Regions from separate parts of the Mus musculus genome. Here region 2 is linked to region 1. Evidence: chromatin loops called from intact Hi-C (ENCODE). Cell type or tissue: heart. All regions are shown on one strand. Links, peaks and the distances in the headings refer to the core of each region. The heading gives the core; the rest is flanking DNA. Region 1 overlaps Ptpn14 (protein tyrosine phosphatase, non-receptor type 14). Region 2 overlaps Ptpn14 (protein tyrosine phosphatase, non-receptor type 14).

Evidence for each region. Hi-C counts contacts between places; a loop is a spot of excess contacts. Peaks named below come from ENCODE experiments on the same cell type or tissue, not always from the same donor. Only the 100,000 strongest peaks of a DNase experiment are listed, where the experiment ranks them.
Region 2: a loop joins it to region 1, with 2.5 times the contacts of the local background. A loop is called at or near these places in 5 of 42 quality-filtered maps.

Annotation. Positions count from the first base shown.
Region 1 is chr1:189,813,576-189,821,899 of GRCm38, forward strand. All of the region lies in intron 3 of Ptpn14 (protein tyrosine phosphatase, non-receptor type 14), which reads left to right. Among named protein-coding and RNA genes, the nearest start is that of Gm26574, 21 kb to the right of the region's middle. In heart, for the core only: no CTCF peak of the experiment used is centred there; a DNase peak (open chromatin) is centred at 4,436; H3K27ac peaks cover 1,121 bases.
Region 2 is chr1:189,865,958-189,874,281 of GRCm38, forward strand. It overlaps Ptpn14 (protein tyrosine phosphatase, non-receptor type 14), which reads left to right. Exons shown (of 19, transcript NM_008976.2): 19 at 3,970-8,324. The coding sequence ends at 4,098. Among named protein-coding and RNA genes, the nearest start is that of Gm26574, 32 kb to the left of the region's middle. In heart, for the core only: CTCF peaks have their summits at 2,199 (motif pointing right), 4,142 (motif pointing right) and 4,719; DNase peaks (open chromatin) are centred at 1,224, 1,694 and 7,814; H3K4me3 peaks cover 394 bases; H3K27ac peaks cover 2,868 bases.

The sequences.
Region 1 (8,324 bases), core at 98-8,097:
TGAGCTTGAGACTGTTTCCTTATTAGGAATCCTGGGTGTTTTGTTCACTTGCTTTTTTCCTTTAAGCTAAAATTCATAAAATGTTAAAAAAAAAAAAAACGATCTTGTTAGTTACTTAAACATGTGCATCCAGTGTTTTTAGTGCCTTCACAGAGTTGGGCAACCATCTCTACCATCTAATGTCAGAACTCCCATAGCTCCTTTCCCCCTTCGCTCCTCTTCCTCTTCTCCTCCTCCTCCTTCTCTTTCCTGCCTCCTCTTCTTCTCCTCTTCCTCCTCCTCTTTCCCTCCTCCTCCTCTTCTCTTCCTCTTCTCCTCCACTTCCCCCTCTTCCTCCCCCTCTTTTCCTCCTCTTCTTCTCTTCCTCCTCTTCCTCCTCCTAATCTTCTACTTCTTCTCCTGCTCCTTCCTAGGTTCTGCCATCTTCCTGTCAGTGGAATATCAAATGAGGTCGCTGTGTCTGGCTCTTTTGCTTAGCCTGCCCAGAGCATGGCTCCCTTCAGTTCTCCATCCTTGTTCTCCTTAAGGGACAGGGCTCACTGGTAGCCTAGGCGGGTCCTCTGTGTGATTTCCCGGGGATGTCCCAGCATGCTCAGAGACTCCACCTCTTCCTGTGGAGTTGTAGCATGGTGGGATCGCGTGTAATTTCTTTCTTCTTTTGCAGTTGACTTTGGGACCTTTTCTCTTTTGGTACTGTAGGTTGCGGTGCTATTCATACTCAAGGTGGTGTGGTTTAGTTTGGTTTGGTTTTTCCCCCTGAGACAGAGTCTCACTCTGGAGCCTTGGCTGACCTGGAGCCTAGGCTGGCCTTGAACTCACAGAAATCTACCTGCCTCTTAAGTACTGGGATTAAAGGTGTACACCCCCAACCCCCACCCTCCACCCCCTCCCCCTCCCGGCTCATAACCTGTACATGGAGTCTCTGTAATTTGTTATAATTAACTCAAGAGTTCAAGAGCAGAGAGGTGGATCTTGTCTGGGCTTGCCTTGTTTCTTATGCAATATTTGCTGTCATGGTCAAGGGGTTTGTAGAGAGTGTATGCTTGTCCCCAAGACTTCCCAAGCTCTGTCTCTGCTCTGGCTGTGGGTCTTGGCATCTGCTTCAGCCAGCTCATACTTTATTTTGGCGTCTACACTTTACACTGTAGTTTTTCAGGCTTCTGTAAGCATGTTTCATCTCAGCCGAAGCAGATAGGGCCCCCCGTGATCCTTTCTAGTCCTCCAGATAGGATTGGATGGGAAGGGACCTGTGCCCACCGACATAGGGCAGAGAAACAGAGTCTGGTCATTCCCTCTTGCTCCGTGATGTGTTGTGGAAACTGAGTTTCTGTTTCACACAGAACCCTGGTTCAGGATAGGCCACTATTAGGGCGTTTATGGTCTCTATATGCTGAGCTTGTCCCTGTAATTTGTTATAATTAACTCAGGAGTTGGAGAGCAGAGAGTGTGAATCAGGTCTGGGCTTGCCTTGTTTCTTACACAGCATTTGCTGTTCCTGGTGTTTTCCCCCAGTGCTCAGAGCCTGTGTGTGTTTGTGTGCATTTAAACAAACAGTGTCCTTTTTAGGAAAGAATCACAGAGACTTGGAGAGTCTTCCTAAGAAGGTGGGTGTCTCAGGGAAGGTGACTCTTGGTCAGGTGCTGCTGAAACCTTGTGGAGTTGAACACCTGCCATGGAAATCCTGTCTGTGTATGTTTGAGAAAATGTGTGTGTGCGCATGTGTGCGTGCGTGCGTGTGTGCGTGCGTGCGTGTGTGTGTGTGTGTGTGCGTGTGTGTGTGCGTGTGCGTGTGTGTGTGTGTGTTCTCAGGAGTACACATCAGTTAGCTGTGACTGTGAGGAAGGCTGGAGGACTTTCCCTTTTAAGGTCGCCCATGTCCCTTGTAGGGTTAGCCCCTTCATCTTTTCTCTGGGGTCATTGTGTTTCCCATAGTTTGCTGCTGGTGCAGTTTTCATTGACGGCTAACTCGGACATTCATTGAACATAAAAGCTTTTTAGCTAGTGCACAGACCGGGTACCAGACACATTATTATACATATCAGGAATCATGAACTCAAATAAATCCTTCCCAAGGGTTCTGAGAGCTCAGGGCTGGGGCGGAGAATGGCCTGTGTAGGACTGTCTAGCGACTGTACGGCACATGGAGGACAAAACCCGTGTGGGCCACCCTGTCCGTTCTGTCCCTTTGCAGCTGAGAGCAGTCTTTGGAATGCATGGGTGAGCTTCCCTCCCCTGCTGCTACCCAGCCCTGACAGTCTTAGGGCTCAGTTTGCTTCCTCATACCCCAGGGTCCTAGGACAGCTCGAACCTTTCTCATTGGAACAGGACAACATCAAGCAGAGAGCAATGTTCTGTGATGCTTTGGTACATTTTCCACCATCCTGGGAGAAGGTTCTAGTAAATTCCGGAAAGGGGCTTTCTGATACTGCTAGTTGCAAAGAAAGGTTTCTGTCCAGGAGGTGTCGTTTTAAACCTTACCCTGCTCTTAGTCATTAAGACAGCTGATGTCCTTTTCGCACTCTGATCCTCCATGCTTACGGGAAGGCCTCAAAGACCGAATGGAAAGATGTACTACAAATTGTGACATTTATATTGGCTCTTCAGATGAGGGGCATTGTTGGCTGAGCTGGATTTGAGCTACGGAGGAAGGATGAACGGAAAGGAACACATAGCGACACTGAGAATGTAGACCAGCGGTCACAGCTCAGAGTATTGCTACCCATCTGGCTTCAGGCAGCAAAAAACAGACCTGGAGAGTTCCTAGCCATGGAAGAAGCACACCCTGAGTGCATCCCCAGGCTAGCCTCACTGATTGTGCATCCTAAGTACATTCCCAGGCTAGCCTCACTGACGTTGAGGCACACAACTTCTCCTCGTGGAGAAGGGCCAGCTTCTGCAAGCCTTTCTCAGAAGCATGGGCCACACACAGCTCTGTTAGTGATATTTTCAGTTTCATTTTTACTTGGGGATTTCATGGAAAAGGAGGGCTCTTCCTTTTTATGTCCGTGGTTGGCCCTGCTTGGAGGTGATGCTATCTGGCTTTTCCATTAAGAAGCAATGTCACCTTGGACAAGTCAGTCTCTCAGAACAGTTTCCTGCTGTCCACATGGAGGTGTTAGGCATGGATGTTAAACTCTCAACTGACTTTCTTGTTTAGAATTAACTATCCAGCATCGGTTCAAGGCCCCCAAATCCGTAATGCGCTCATGATCAGAGGACTGTGCCCCGCACTGATCAGTGGACTGTACCCAATACTGACTTGCAGAGTCAACTTTGAGATATAGGAGCAACACAAGTCCCTTCTTGCACACTGAAGATTTCAGGACAGAGGGAAATAGGAACCACATGGGCTCTGAAGATGTTTGCTAGAGAGTTGCGGCCATTTGTAGTCACACTCCGTGAGCCCAACACTGTTACCAGAAAATGAGGTCATCTAGTGTTGGGGGTGGGTCCTCCAAACAAGCATCTATATACAGTACCTTAACTGTGCTCCACTCCCCTGCCTCCATCCTGTGGGCATGCTGGTGTACTTGCAAGGCAGTCAGGACAAATCCAGGTCTGAAAGCTTAGCCATCGTGATGGGCTCTTCCCAACTTGGGGATCCTCTGCTGCCCTAGACTTGGAATGAAGGATTCAGTTGGGGGAGGGGTGGGAAACATACTCTCAAAGCTACGTGTCCTCAGCCTTTGAGTTCCTGGCGCCTTTCTCGTGGTTCTGCGGTGAGGCAGGCCCTGCTTTGTAGGCTACCACAGGCGTTCCTCAACCAGAAGGGACAACCCTGCAAGTACAACACACAGACCGGATGTTCAGGTTCCTCACATGTGAATTAAAATGGAACTGAGGGGACCTAGCCAAACATCTTGAATGTAATACTATGCTGTGTAGTTTCTTAGGGACGTCTCCATACCTCTGTCAGAATACTGAGCGCTTCCTTGGCTTGGCCAAGTTTAGCGTTTAAAAATAAACACAAACTTCAGTTCAAAATCCTGGAGGAAGAAGGAAGTTGGAAAAGTTGTTCATGCCGTAGAATATGGACATTCAGGATGGAGGACCTCCCCTCACCCCACCCCCAGCCTACCTCAGAGCATCTGTCAGCTCCCAGTTACCATGTTTAGCCAAAGCAATTGTTGGGACCCTTGTCTGCATCACACAGGGAAACTACCATTTCCTCGATGAATGAATTTTTGCTTTAGGCTAAAATCAAGATGAAAAACGAGATGAGAAAATTTACTTTGATTTAACGTGTAGAATTATCACCCGATTCTTACAGGGAGAGCTGGCCTGTAACCTAAGACTAGCCCCTGGGTCTCCACAGCCAGATGGGATGCCTCGAGGACGTTTGAGTATGAAGAATGTTTTAGCATTTTCTGTGCAAGCTTAGATTCAAAGCGGACCTCTTTGGAAACTTGGCTGTGCTTCATTTCCTGGCATGACGATTGGCTGGCTGGATTTTTCCTTTCCACCCACAGTGCTGACAGGGTGGAGTGTACTTCCATGAAATTGTATGTTTCTAAAATAGGACCCACAGTTTTACTTTACTGCAGTTAGAAGAGTTGTATCTCTAACCAAAACAGAGAGGAGCCCAACAATTCTAAAAACAGAACGCCAGCTCTGCTCTCGGATCCTGCAGGGCGCCATTTTTATATTTTACAAAGGGGCTTTCAGTGGGAAAATAAAGCTAGCACATAATTTCTAAAGTAGTTCAAATTTTGTTCTTTTTTTTCCTGCAGTCTTACTAGTAACTGTCGCCAAAGTCTCGTGTGGTGACTACACATATCAGTGCCCAGAGGTCTTTGTATTCTGGATGGCTTCCAGGTAGAACATACTACATCCCCGACACTGTATCCAAGCACAGGCATATGCCAGCCTACACAGGCATGAGGAGCGTCCAGTGTCCTCACTGTAGAGTTGGAGTCATTGTTTCCTGTCACAGGATGGTCTGAATTGGAGCTGACATGTATGTGGGCTGGGATGTGGCCCAGTAGGTAGAGAGTTTCCCTAACATGAAGCGGCCCTGGGATCGGTCCTCAGCAGTACGTATCAGGCACAGTGGCTCACGCCTCTAGAAGGCAAAGACAGGACGAACAGGGCTTCGAGGTCATCCTTGCTCACATAGGGAGTTGGAGGCCATCCTGGCATCCGTGAGACCCTGTCTGGAAAACGGCAGCAACAAAGAGCTGGATGTCGCTGAATAGCAAGCCTTGGGCTCAGGAGAAATAGAGTTGCTGGTTAGCTGGATCGAGTGGATTTCTTGGTAACTGATCCGGTCCCCAAAAGAATCTACTGACAGCCTCTTGGCTGTTCCTTTTCACTTCCAGGGTGACATGGGAGACAACTTCCGTTCTGGGTCACAGGTGACAACACCTTTACAAACATCCCCTACCCTACTCCACCCTGGGTACTGGAAGACTGTCCCATCAGACAGCACAGCAAAGAACTTGGATGGACTGACGGGGTCCCTGTGAGGCAGAGACTGAGGTCTGGTCCTTCCCAGGTTTTGCATTTATGTTTCCAGGAAGTGCTCCCAGGAAGTACTCCCAGGAAGTGCTCCCAGGAAGTGCTTCCTAAGTTCATGCTGACACCTGCTTGCCCTTCTGGCTTGAAGGACTGAAAATAAGTGGAAGCAACCAACGGTAGAGAAGGGGTGTCCCGGGGATTCAGACATTGTGTGACTAGTAGGAGGAGGTGAGCTTTTGCCTCCTTTTCCAGCTGAGGTCCCCACCGCACCACCACTTGGGTCAGTTTTGAGAACCCTGCTGTAGCTTTCCTTAGTAAACCTGAAGGTGCTTTCTGCCTGCTCACAGGATCTTAAGAGGTTTTGGTTTTGGTTTTGATGCCCTGAAACATTACTGGAGAGAGACTGTGTGGCCCACGGGGCGAAGCTGACACCTTTTCCTTGTCTCTCTTTCTGCTCTCATCCTCTCAGTTGTGAAAGTAGGACCCTCAGGCTCCAAGTGGCTCGTCTTCAAAGATGTGCCTGCACGTCTGCTTTCACGGTGAACTCTTGGCACTTAAAAGGGGTTTTGATAACTTAAGGACCCTCTTACTGGCTCTGTTTCCTCCCTCTAAGAACTGCTGGGGTTGCGGAGATGAAAGCCTCCACAAAAGACTCCCAGGCACTTCCCAGGGTCTCTTGAAGAGAGGTTACCTGGAGGGAGTGAGGCACTGTTCCCTGGAGAGGCAGAGGGCACCGAGTGCAGAGCCTTGAAGGGTGGGTGTAGACGTCATGGCGGCCGTACAGTGAGTCTGAGATGAGAAGCATCCTCCTGGAGACATGGCCCTTAGCCCCTCCTCAGACTCACGGAGCTGCCTCCCAGGAGGTGCACGGCAGTTAGCCGTGCTTCGTTCTGTTTTGATACAAGGCCTCACTCTATAGCCCAGGGTAGCCCAGAGTTCACTATACAGCCTGGGATGGCCTTGGATTTATGATCTTTTTGCCTGAGCCCCTTGAGTGCTGGGATTCCAGATTCACACTGTTAGTTTTTAAACACCAGCATCTCATGGGTTTAAGTAAGGTGATGCAAGCTTTGCCTGTCTTGAAGAGGGTTGTGCTCCTCCAAGCAGAGGGGATAATGTGAAGCCTTGGTGGGTTCCCGCAATAAAGAAGAACAGAGAAACTGGGGTTGTGATTGTAGCCTGGCTCAGAGGAGAGACAGGCAAGCACAGCGGCTGTGGACCATACTGCCTGGGGCCAGCCTTTGATTCTCCTTGGGAGAGGCCTGAAAACTGGGAGTTACCAATTGCGGACTTGGTGCTCTGCACAGAGCAGAGCAGAATGCCAGAGGATGTGACTGAAGCTTGCCTTACTGTGGCCAACCCCAGGGTTCTTCGTGTTGGGTGTTTTGACTTACTCTTATCAAGATTCTAAGTTCAAAAGGTCGTGCTTCAGGGTTATTTGTTCAGATTATCAGGAATTAACAAGTTGTAGCTTCCTTTTCCCTCTGCCATGCGGATACTGCCATTAAACACCCTAAGAATCAGTCTGTCCCTCCCTCCGTTCTTCCTTCCCTCCCTTCCTCCCTTCCTCCACAGACTGGAGGATTCTGGGACCCTGTTGGACAGAACACTGAACACTTCAGATTCAGTGGGAGGCTCTGTCTCATAAGAAAAGGTCACAGAGGCAATTGAGAAAAACCAGATTGGCTTCTTGTCTTCACGTGCACACACATGGATGAATTTGCACCCACACATGCATACAGTGCCCTCTCTCTCTGTCTCTCTCTGTCTCTTTCTCCCTGTCTCTCTCTCTCCCTTCCTCCCTTCCTCTCCCCTCTCGTTCTCCTTCCCCTTTCTAGCTCTTTCCCTCTTCTCTCTCTCTCATCTCCCTGCTCTCCGCAATGCCCTTGGTTTCACTGGATTTAGTATTGATCTTGGCATTTCCTCCCTCGATCTAAGCACTTACCAGAATTGGAGAAACTGGCTTTTGATAGCCAGCAAATGACTTTGGTGGTAAATTCTTGTGTCTAATTCCTTTCCCATGTGGTAGGACTTGGGGGTAAGAGGAATCTGAACTGTGGTGACAGTTAAGGACTGAATAGTGTCCACAGAGGGGTGGTGGCCTCTGATGGGCAAACAGACAAAGGTTTTCTGATGGACTGGCCTCTAAAGCTCAGTAAAGGTCATTCATTGATACAGGTCATTTATTGATAGAGTTATTCATTGATATGGGTCATTCATCGATAGGGGTCATTCATAGATAGGGGTCATTTATTGATACGGGTCATTCATTGATACAGGTTATTCATTGATACAGGTCATTTATTGATAGAGTTATTCATTGATACAGATCATTCATTGGTACAGCCCAATGATAATGGTAGGTGGAAGATCCCTGATTGAATGGTGAAACTTGTAAAATGTTTATAAATTTATCAGATAAAAGATCAGGTGGGAGCAGGAAACGAAAGTTAGTTTTCTGTTGCATATTACAATTTGATTTAAAATAATTAATTAGCTAACTCCCAGTGTTTGCCCTTCAGATCTGAGGCTAGAATCTTCCCACCAGAGACTAACCTGTTTTTTTGTTTGTTTGTTTTGTTTTGTCTTGTCTATTGTCTTTCCCTGCTCTATAGTCCTGGGTGGGATGGGCTGGTGTGGGCAGAGAGCCAGTGTTTTACCCTCCAGGAGCCTTTTTCAGGGTGTCACCACACCTGTGGTAGTGCAGGCATACCCTGCCATTATCAGTTCTCCATGTCTAGGGAAACCAGGCTTGGGGTGACCTTTGGGGTCCCAGACAGAGCTGTCAAAGGTAAGCTGTAATACAGAGCGTTCTTACCAGGAGCAAAATGGCGCCAGTATTTCAGACAGCGTAGCAGGGGCAGTCT
Region 2 (8,324 bases), core at 240-8,239, 53 kb after region 1:
AGAATCTATAGCTTTCCTGTCTCTTACTGCTCACTGCTGTGTGTAGGCTCCTAAATACAAGAAGAAATGAGGGTGTTCTAGAAACATCCAGCAAACCTGACTGCCGTGGGCATTCACTTCCAGAAGCAGGCAGATGAGTTCTGTTGTGGTTGTTTGACATGGCACGTGGCTCTGGCACGTGTAGTTCAATGTGTCCTGCATTTCTGGGATGTGCTTTGGCCCAAATCCTGTGTGTTGATAGATGCATCTCTGTAGGACACGGTTGTTGTCCTTATGGTATTGTTGGTATTCTGTCTGGACTCCACTCCCACAGTTACCTGGCAACAGCCAGGTAGGCCTGGCCCACTATAAAAGGGGCTGCTTGCCCCCTCTTCTGTCTCTTACTCCTGCTTCCCACTTGATTCTCTCTTGCTCCCCATCTCTCCCCACTTCCTTCCACACTCCCCACCCCACGTGGTCATGGCCAGCTTCTACTTCTCTACTCTCTCCCTCTCTCTGCCTTTCTCTGCCTCTACCACCCTCTTAACTCCCCTCTCCATGTCCTGAATAAACCTTATTCTATACTATACTGTCGTGTGGCTGGTCCCTCAGGGGGAAGGGATGCCTCAGCATGGGCCCACCGAGGCACCCCTTCCCTCACACCTCACCACACCCCCATAGAACATACTCTTACACTTCTTTGTCTTTTTATAATCACAGCAGGTATAGTTTTCATCTGGGGGCGTTTGCCCTTGTCTGGCTTGGCAATATATTGTGTATATTGGCAATATATTGTGCTATGTGGGCCAGCATTGGCCATTCGTTGTTTTAATCACATAGGAGTGTGTTATCTCGAGCTGCCATAGACTCTGGAGTTACAGTGAGAGCCATCGACAACAGCTCTGCTTTCATTCACATAAGATTGTGTGCAGGGTGGGGGCAGTGGTTTTGGTTTCTGCTTCTCCGTTTGTGTGTTGGTTTGTTTATGAAAGTTCTAGGGAGCTAACCCAGAACTTCACACCTGTCAGGAAAGTGCCCTCCCTACCACTGAGCTGTACGCCCCCCAGTTCTGGGTGTTTTCTTGTGCTTCTTCGTGGGTCTTGCTATGTAACCCTTACACCAGGTCCCAAACCCTAGGCTGTAAGGTCAATAGAGGGGCATCCTTACCTCTGCTCTATGGAAAGCCAGGCCCAGAGGAGGAAAGCCAGGCCCAGAGCAATCGTGTGATGATGTAGCCGGTCCTGTGTAACTTTAAGCAGCTGTCTGATGGCAGGAAGCAAGCTCTCCTCCTCTGAGGTCACTTCCTGCCTTCACACTGTTTCCCACAAGCTGTTCAGGTTCCAGATCGTGCAGCAGGGAACCCTTGTTCTGTGTAATGGATGCTTCAGTGTGTTAGTACGTGTACTCGTAGACTCAGAGATTTGAAAAGCAGCTTTATTTAACACTGCCCTGTCCTTAGCTCTTTGGAGCCCCATCCACAGCCTCTGGGAAGGCTGGAGATCACGCTGCTCACCGTGCATCAAAGCCAGCCTGGCGCTGAATGGGTGTGAATTGGGGGATGCAGCCAACGGGGATCCGGTGGGCTTCCCCCCCCACTGAGGCTCAGTGCCCCCAGCCCCCGCTGTGGTATGTTTCCTTCAGTACCCAGCTGCATGCCAGCACATTCCTTGCTGGTGTGGGACAGTCCTAAAACAACTTCTGTTCCCATTGATATTCAGCGATAAGGTGACTCACACAGTTCATTTCCTTCCCCCAGCGCCAGCACAGCCAACCTTATCTGTCCAGTTTGTTTCCCAGGGTTGCTGTTGACCAAGGGGCAACCAGACCGGCTGCTCCGCCCCGTGTGTTCTTCAGGCCTGGCTCCTCCCACTCCTGTCTCCCTCTCAGGAGAAGGGCCAACATATTTAGTTTGTTCTTTAAACAAAGACTTTTAACAAATGAATATAAGACCGTTAGGCCTCCTTTCCTCGCATCCCTGCTTAGCCTGCCTTTTCTAATTACTGAGGTGATTTGTGTGTTTTGTATTTTTGGTTTGTGATTCTAGCAGCGTTCATCTTTGTCAACGAAGAAGTGGCTTTTCTTTTTTCCCCACACTTTCCCCCTTTTGTCTCATTTAAAATATATTTTTAATCATGTGGAGATGCTAGGTTAGGCATGTGTGTGAGTACAACGCCCACAGAGGCCAGAGGAAAGTGTCTGCGGCTCTGACGTGTAGTCACCGTGGTTGTGAGCCACCTGATGGGGGCGCCCGGAGCTGGTGGCGAGTGTGGAGTCCTACCTCTTGAGCTGTCTCTTGCCCAACCATGCTCTCGTTCTCATGACTCACAGCAGTTGGTCTTGGGGAGTGAGGGAGATTCCACCGCTGCGAGGTGGTGGCTGTGAGGTCAAGGTTGGTCTCCAGGCTGCTTTGCAGTGTCAGTACTGTATGGCTTTCCCTGCTGTTCATGGTGTGTCAAGGACCATGTCTGCCCTGCCTTGCATAATGCCAGGGGCACTGTGTACCAGTGGTAGTGGGAGGTGGGGATGGGGGTGGGGTGAGGATGGGGTTCTGATAGCTGTGATGTGGGGGGGGGGTGAGGGGGGGATGGTGGGGGGTGAAAATAGGGGTGAGGATGGAGGTAGGGGTGGGGGGTGAGGATGGGGAGTAGGGGTGATGGTAGGCGTGGTGGTGGGGATAAGGAGGGTGGAAGAGGATATGAGAGAAAGAGAAATGGAGGTGGAGGCTGTGGAGGCAGGGAGGGATGGCAGATTGGGAGGCGGTTTTCCCAAGAGATCAGAAGTGTCTTGAGGGCTGAGGAGCTATCCCAGTGGCCATAAGCGCTCACATGTGAGGCGATTCCCAGCGTCCATGAGAAGCTAGGTGTGGACGAGCACACAGAAAGCCAGGGGAGGCACGAGACTCACAGAACACAGATGATTATATGGGGCGGGAAGGGCACGGTCACAGGGCACAGATGATAGCACAGGGCAGGAAGGGCACCGCACCACAGTGCTGGGGCTCTCTGGTGAGAAGCCAACCCAGATGAGAAGCTGCAAGCTTCAGTTCAGTGAGGGACTCTGTCGCAACGGCATAGGGCATCTGATGTCCGCCTCTGAGAATATGCACCCATGTACAATGGTGTGCACTACAAGCACATACCCCATACATGAGTATCCATGCACCACACAAAGGAAATATCTGGACCAGCAAGATGGGTCAGTGGGTAAAGGTACTAGACAGCAAGCTTTACTACCTGAGTTTGGTCCCCAGGACACGCACAAATAAATGTCATAAATTTAAAAAGAAAGAAAGGAAGGAAGGAAGGAAGGAAGGAAGGAAGGAAGAAAGAAAGAAAGAAAGAAAGAAAGAAAGAAAGAAAGGAGAGAGGGGGAAGGAAGGAAGGAAGGAAGGAAGAAAAGAAAAGAAAAGAAAAGAAAAGAAAAGAAAAGAAAAGAAAAGAAAAGAAATAGCTAACTTGAGGGGGTTGAGGCAGGAGCATCATGTGTTTGAAGTCAGCCTAGACTACAGAGTGAGTTCCTCAAAATTTTTCTCAACCTGTATGTAAAGGGAAGGGGATGGAGGGAGGGAAGGAATGGTATTTGGCATTCGCCACAGTCCACTGCTTTGAGAACCTTGCACTGTAAGTGCAAACAGCTTTCAGATTCACTCACACGAGTAAACAAACACGGGTGAACGATACCACACCAGAAACAGGGGTCTCCAACCGTGGCACAGAGCCGATTCCTAAAGCCCTGGAGGGTCAGAACCCTTAGCTCCGCCTCCTTCCTGGTTGTCCGCAGTGGGCAGAGTCTTAGCTCCGCCTCCTTCCTGGTTGTCCACAGTGGGCAGAGTCTTAGCTCCGCCTCCTTCCTGGTTGTCCACAGTGGGCAGAGTCTTAGCTCCGCCTCCTTCTTGGTTGTCCGCCTTGGGCAGAGGTTTCCCCGGCAGGGAGGGGAGATCTCGGGGAGGCATTCTGTCTCAGCCTGTGTGCCCTTTCTGTTCTCTTGCAGAAGGTGGAGGTGCCCACGATGCTGCGATTCCTCAGGGAGCAGAGGATGTTCATGATCCAGACCATTGCGCAGTACAAGTTCGTCTACCAAGTCCTCGTCCAGTTCCTGCAGAATTCCAGGCTCATTTGATCTCCTCCGGGATGCAGCTTCTGGAGGAGGGACGCAGCTCTGTCCTGCAGGGGGCGCCACTTCGACAACATCTGCCTCCCCCAGCCAGAGGTGGATGGCTGGCAGCAGGCAGAAGCCAGAGTTACTCACAAACATCATGTATTATTTTATATAAGATAATTTATTTTTTCCCTCTTTGGAATAAGTTCTGTGAGTTATTATATAATGCTTCCCCCCCATACACACACACAATAATATAGTGCTTCTCATTTGAACCACACGTTGACTGATCTGCAGTGTTAGCCTCCGGGAGGGAAGGTGGTGGCCCCCATGGGACATTTTAGACACAGAGGCATAAAGGGAAAGCATCTCTAGTGAAGTTGCAGGCAAACTGGTAATGCTCCAGTCAAAAGTGGCAAGAGAGAGAAACCATCCTCAGCTGGAAGGGAGAGAGCCAAGGTCCTGGAAAGTGATCCAAACACACTGGGTTCCTGCACCTTGCTGGGTGCTTGCTTTTCTCTCCTGCATTTCTGTCCTCTGTCCTCGCCCTCAGCAATCTTTCTCCGGAAGCCTAGGTGAAGGGTGGGATTGGCTGGAGAGCATGGTGCCTCCAAGGGTGGTGATGCCGTCTTTGGTCAATGGGGGCGCTGCTGTCCTTTCTCTCACCCCTTGTTCTGGCTCAGAAGTCTGATACAGTGATGGGTGGCAGGCTGGGTATCTGCTGCTTTGTCTTGTATACTCACAACACTGTAGTCTGGTGGCCCTGGGCCAGGCGGTCTGCACAGCTCAGCCCTCTGCCTGATTCTGACTGTGAGAAGATAACCCACCAGGGTGGGAATGGAGTTGGGTGTGGCCTCGGTGTGGCCTCTTAGCTACACAATGTTGCGTGTGGTGGATGGTGACGTAGAAGATGAAGTTCAGGTACATTCCATCTTCCTATCTGTTCCTAAGTTGTTAGAAGGGTCTTAAGGAAACTCACATTGGGGAGCTGTCAGGCACTTAGTAGGGCCCTGCCCGGGAGGTACACACCTGTGTCCAACTCACTGTGTGCTGCTTGGTTTTAGGCTGTAGCTGATGAGGGCTGAGTTGGTTCCTCTTAGAGCTTCCTTGTTGTCCTGAGGCAGAGTTCCTGGGTGATCTTGAGTTTGCTGTGTAGAGGATGGCTCCTAATTTTTCACATCTTCCCCTCCCACGTGCTGGGGTTTCAGGTGTGTCCCACCACACTATGAATGCTGAGACTGTCTACTAAAAAACCTTCCACCGCCTCCCTCTCCTGTGCAGCCCAGCCTGGGTCAGTGATGATATCGACCGTGTTCGATTTGAAGTCCAGTTTCCTGCTTATGTCCAATTTTGCTCAGAGTATAATTTTCTAAACTGTGAGTTTGTGGAACTGAATGTGTCAGGTCTTCCTCCACAGTTACATTTTTCCCTATTTCCTGAGCTGAAAAGACCAAACAGAAAGTGTGTGTCTTTGTGGCTTCTTTCTCCACCCCCTAGTGAGTGCTTATGACAGCAGAATCCCCATGAACTCCTCTGGAAGGTGAGCCAAGCTGTCTTCACACTGGGCAGGGGTGGTGCTGGTGCTGATGTTGATACAGCATTTGTGGGTTCAGAATCTGTAGAAGAGGTGCTTCCATCCTCCCTTCCGCCATGCAGATTGAACCAAGGAGTCTAAGTGTGCAAGCCTTGTGGATCTGGTGCACTGTGTAAACTCTGACATAGGTATTTTGGGGAAATGTTACAGTGTTAAGGGTGGGAAGTCTTGTTTCACTTCCTTTGATGATGTTTCTCCTTTACATTCGGTCCCACTTACGGTTTCATTATGCAATGAAGAACGCTGCTGATCCTCTCCTGTTGTCTCTGAGCTGTAGTCGGTCAGAATGTATCTCCCTCGGGCAGCAAGGAGATATGATGCCACTTTGCACGGGTCACTCGGGGGCTGTTTTTACCCTGTGTTAGCAGAACAAGGTGCAGGGAAGTAGCAGAACAAGGTGCAGGGAAGATGTCGGTTGGCTACCCAACTTCCTAGTGTGCATGGTGAGCCCTAAAGGAGAACATTAAGTGTCCCGAGTACGTATGTGTTCCATTCTCAGACACCATTGCTTCTGGTTCTTCAGTAACATTCCAAATTCCTTTCCCATCCCTAGGAAGTCCCCGTGGATCTCTGGTTAAATTATCATCAGGCATATAAAGTGGCATCTGCATAATGATTGCCCAGAGATGCTTTCTATCTGGGAAGTGAGCCAAGGAATAAACCTTGAAGTAAAGTGTATTAAATTAGTTATCTGGTTAGGCCTTTTGGAAAGATTTCCTGTGATGCATGGGGGCCAGAGCTGGAGTTGTCAGGGCCCATTGCCGCAGTTTGGATTTGAAGGAGGGGAAAATTAAAACAGGAGCCAGTAAGTCATCCCATCTCACAGCAGAGCAGTGGACTGCTTGCTCGATGGCCCTGGTTTGGAGTTTTTTCCAGTGGTACCACACTCTTTTACTTACACTCATCGGCCTACGTCCACCTTTGTCCTGGTTCAGGGGTCTCTGTATCCTGGCTGCTTAACGTGGTGTCTTCATCCCTGAGATCCTGAGTTGTGTTAAAGATGAAGCTGCGGAGTTTCTGGCTGGGCTGTGGCTGGTCTTAGGTGGCTCTGCAGTAACTTCAGGTGGAATCCCAGGGGTCAGGGGGCTGCACATCCATATATTCTCCTTTTTCAGTAAGAAGTAGAGGAGAAAACAGGATTGGGCATGTAAGTCGCTTTATGGAGGTGAAGACTAGTGGGTTCCTCTGATCACTTGGAGATGAGCCGCAGATACGATACTAGGGAGGCTGGGGGCATCTCACGTGGACCGTATCGTGTAATAAGCCTTGATTTAATGCGCTTACTTTGGGAGACTTGTACTGTTATGAGAAAGGGATTACTCACGATTAGAAGCAAGCCGTCATCCCGTTCCCCCCAACACCCACTCCAGTCTTGGGCTCTCTCAGCCACCTCTGCTTCAGGACATGGTCCTCATGGGACACAGCCACCAGCTTCTATGCAAGCCATACCCTGCCCTCTCTCAGCTTCCACTTTTCAGCAGCTACCTCCTGAACTGGTTCTTTGTGACCCTGCTACCTCGCTGTGCTGGCCTTGCATCTGGTCAAGCTGGGAGGTGCCCCTGGATGCTGACAGGCTGGGATGACAGATGTGTTGCCGTGTAGTCTTCTGTCACCCCCTTGAAGCTCAGGCCGGCCTGCTTATCGATGAGCCATTTAGGCTCTCCCCTTTTTAGTGGCATGTCTGATGGAGAGAGCGAATTTAGTTAATTGATTAATGTTTGGAGATGTGCCAGTTACTTGAGGTGGAGAGGGGAAGAGTACCAGGTCATTCTAGAATAAACTCAACGAACATGATTAGCCTTGACCCCTGTTTGTAATAACTTATTCATTTTGTCTCAGTATTAGGAATGAGCTGTCCACGGAGTGCGCGGTCACTGCCGTGTGGCCCTCAACTTCTGCATTTACCAAAGATTCTGCCGCTGCTGCATCTTGTCTGCGCTCTAGCCAGGCAGCTGGCAACCAGGTTCTCATTCAGTGTTCTTCTCCTCGAGTAGCAGCTCCGGCTCACTCTAGCAGGGAGCTTTGGGCCTTCCATGGGGACGGCACGTTCCCTGGTGACCTACAACTTGATGTATTGGCCCTGGAGGGTGGACTCAGTCACAGTTAGCCCCAGAGGGTTACTACAGTCTGAGCATACTGGCCTTCACCTCGCTTCTGTGTCCTTCGGTGGCAAATCACCTTTCCGGGGACATCTGCTGAATGTAGTACCCACATGTCTGGGGAAATATGAGGGTGTGCTCAGCACATGCTGCCAACCCGGCTTATCCAGATGTCAGTTATTCTAGGGGAGCTGGGACAGTGTCCAGCAGCTTGTCCACATTCATCCTCCTGTTCTCAGCTTTTGCATTTCCATTATAACCTTCGGGGAAGTGAGTGTTTTCACCGGGTGTGTCCAGTCCTTCGTAACCTTTGCCGTTTAGTATGGAACATCACCTTTCTCAGGCTCTCGCTGACGTGTTCCTGTTAGCCTGTTCATGACTGGGCACTGGGGGTCTGGCACCCTTCAATCTCATGGATGGATAGTGTGCTGCTGTTTGGAGATCGGTTCTTGCCGTTTGGAGCTGGGTTCAGCCTCCTCATTTTAGAGATAAATTAAAGGGCATTTGGTTGTCTGGCAGGGGTTGGAGCAAATGCCAGCCTAAATATGGTTAAC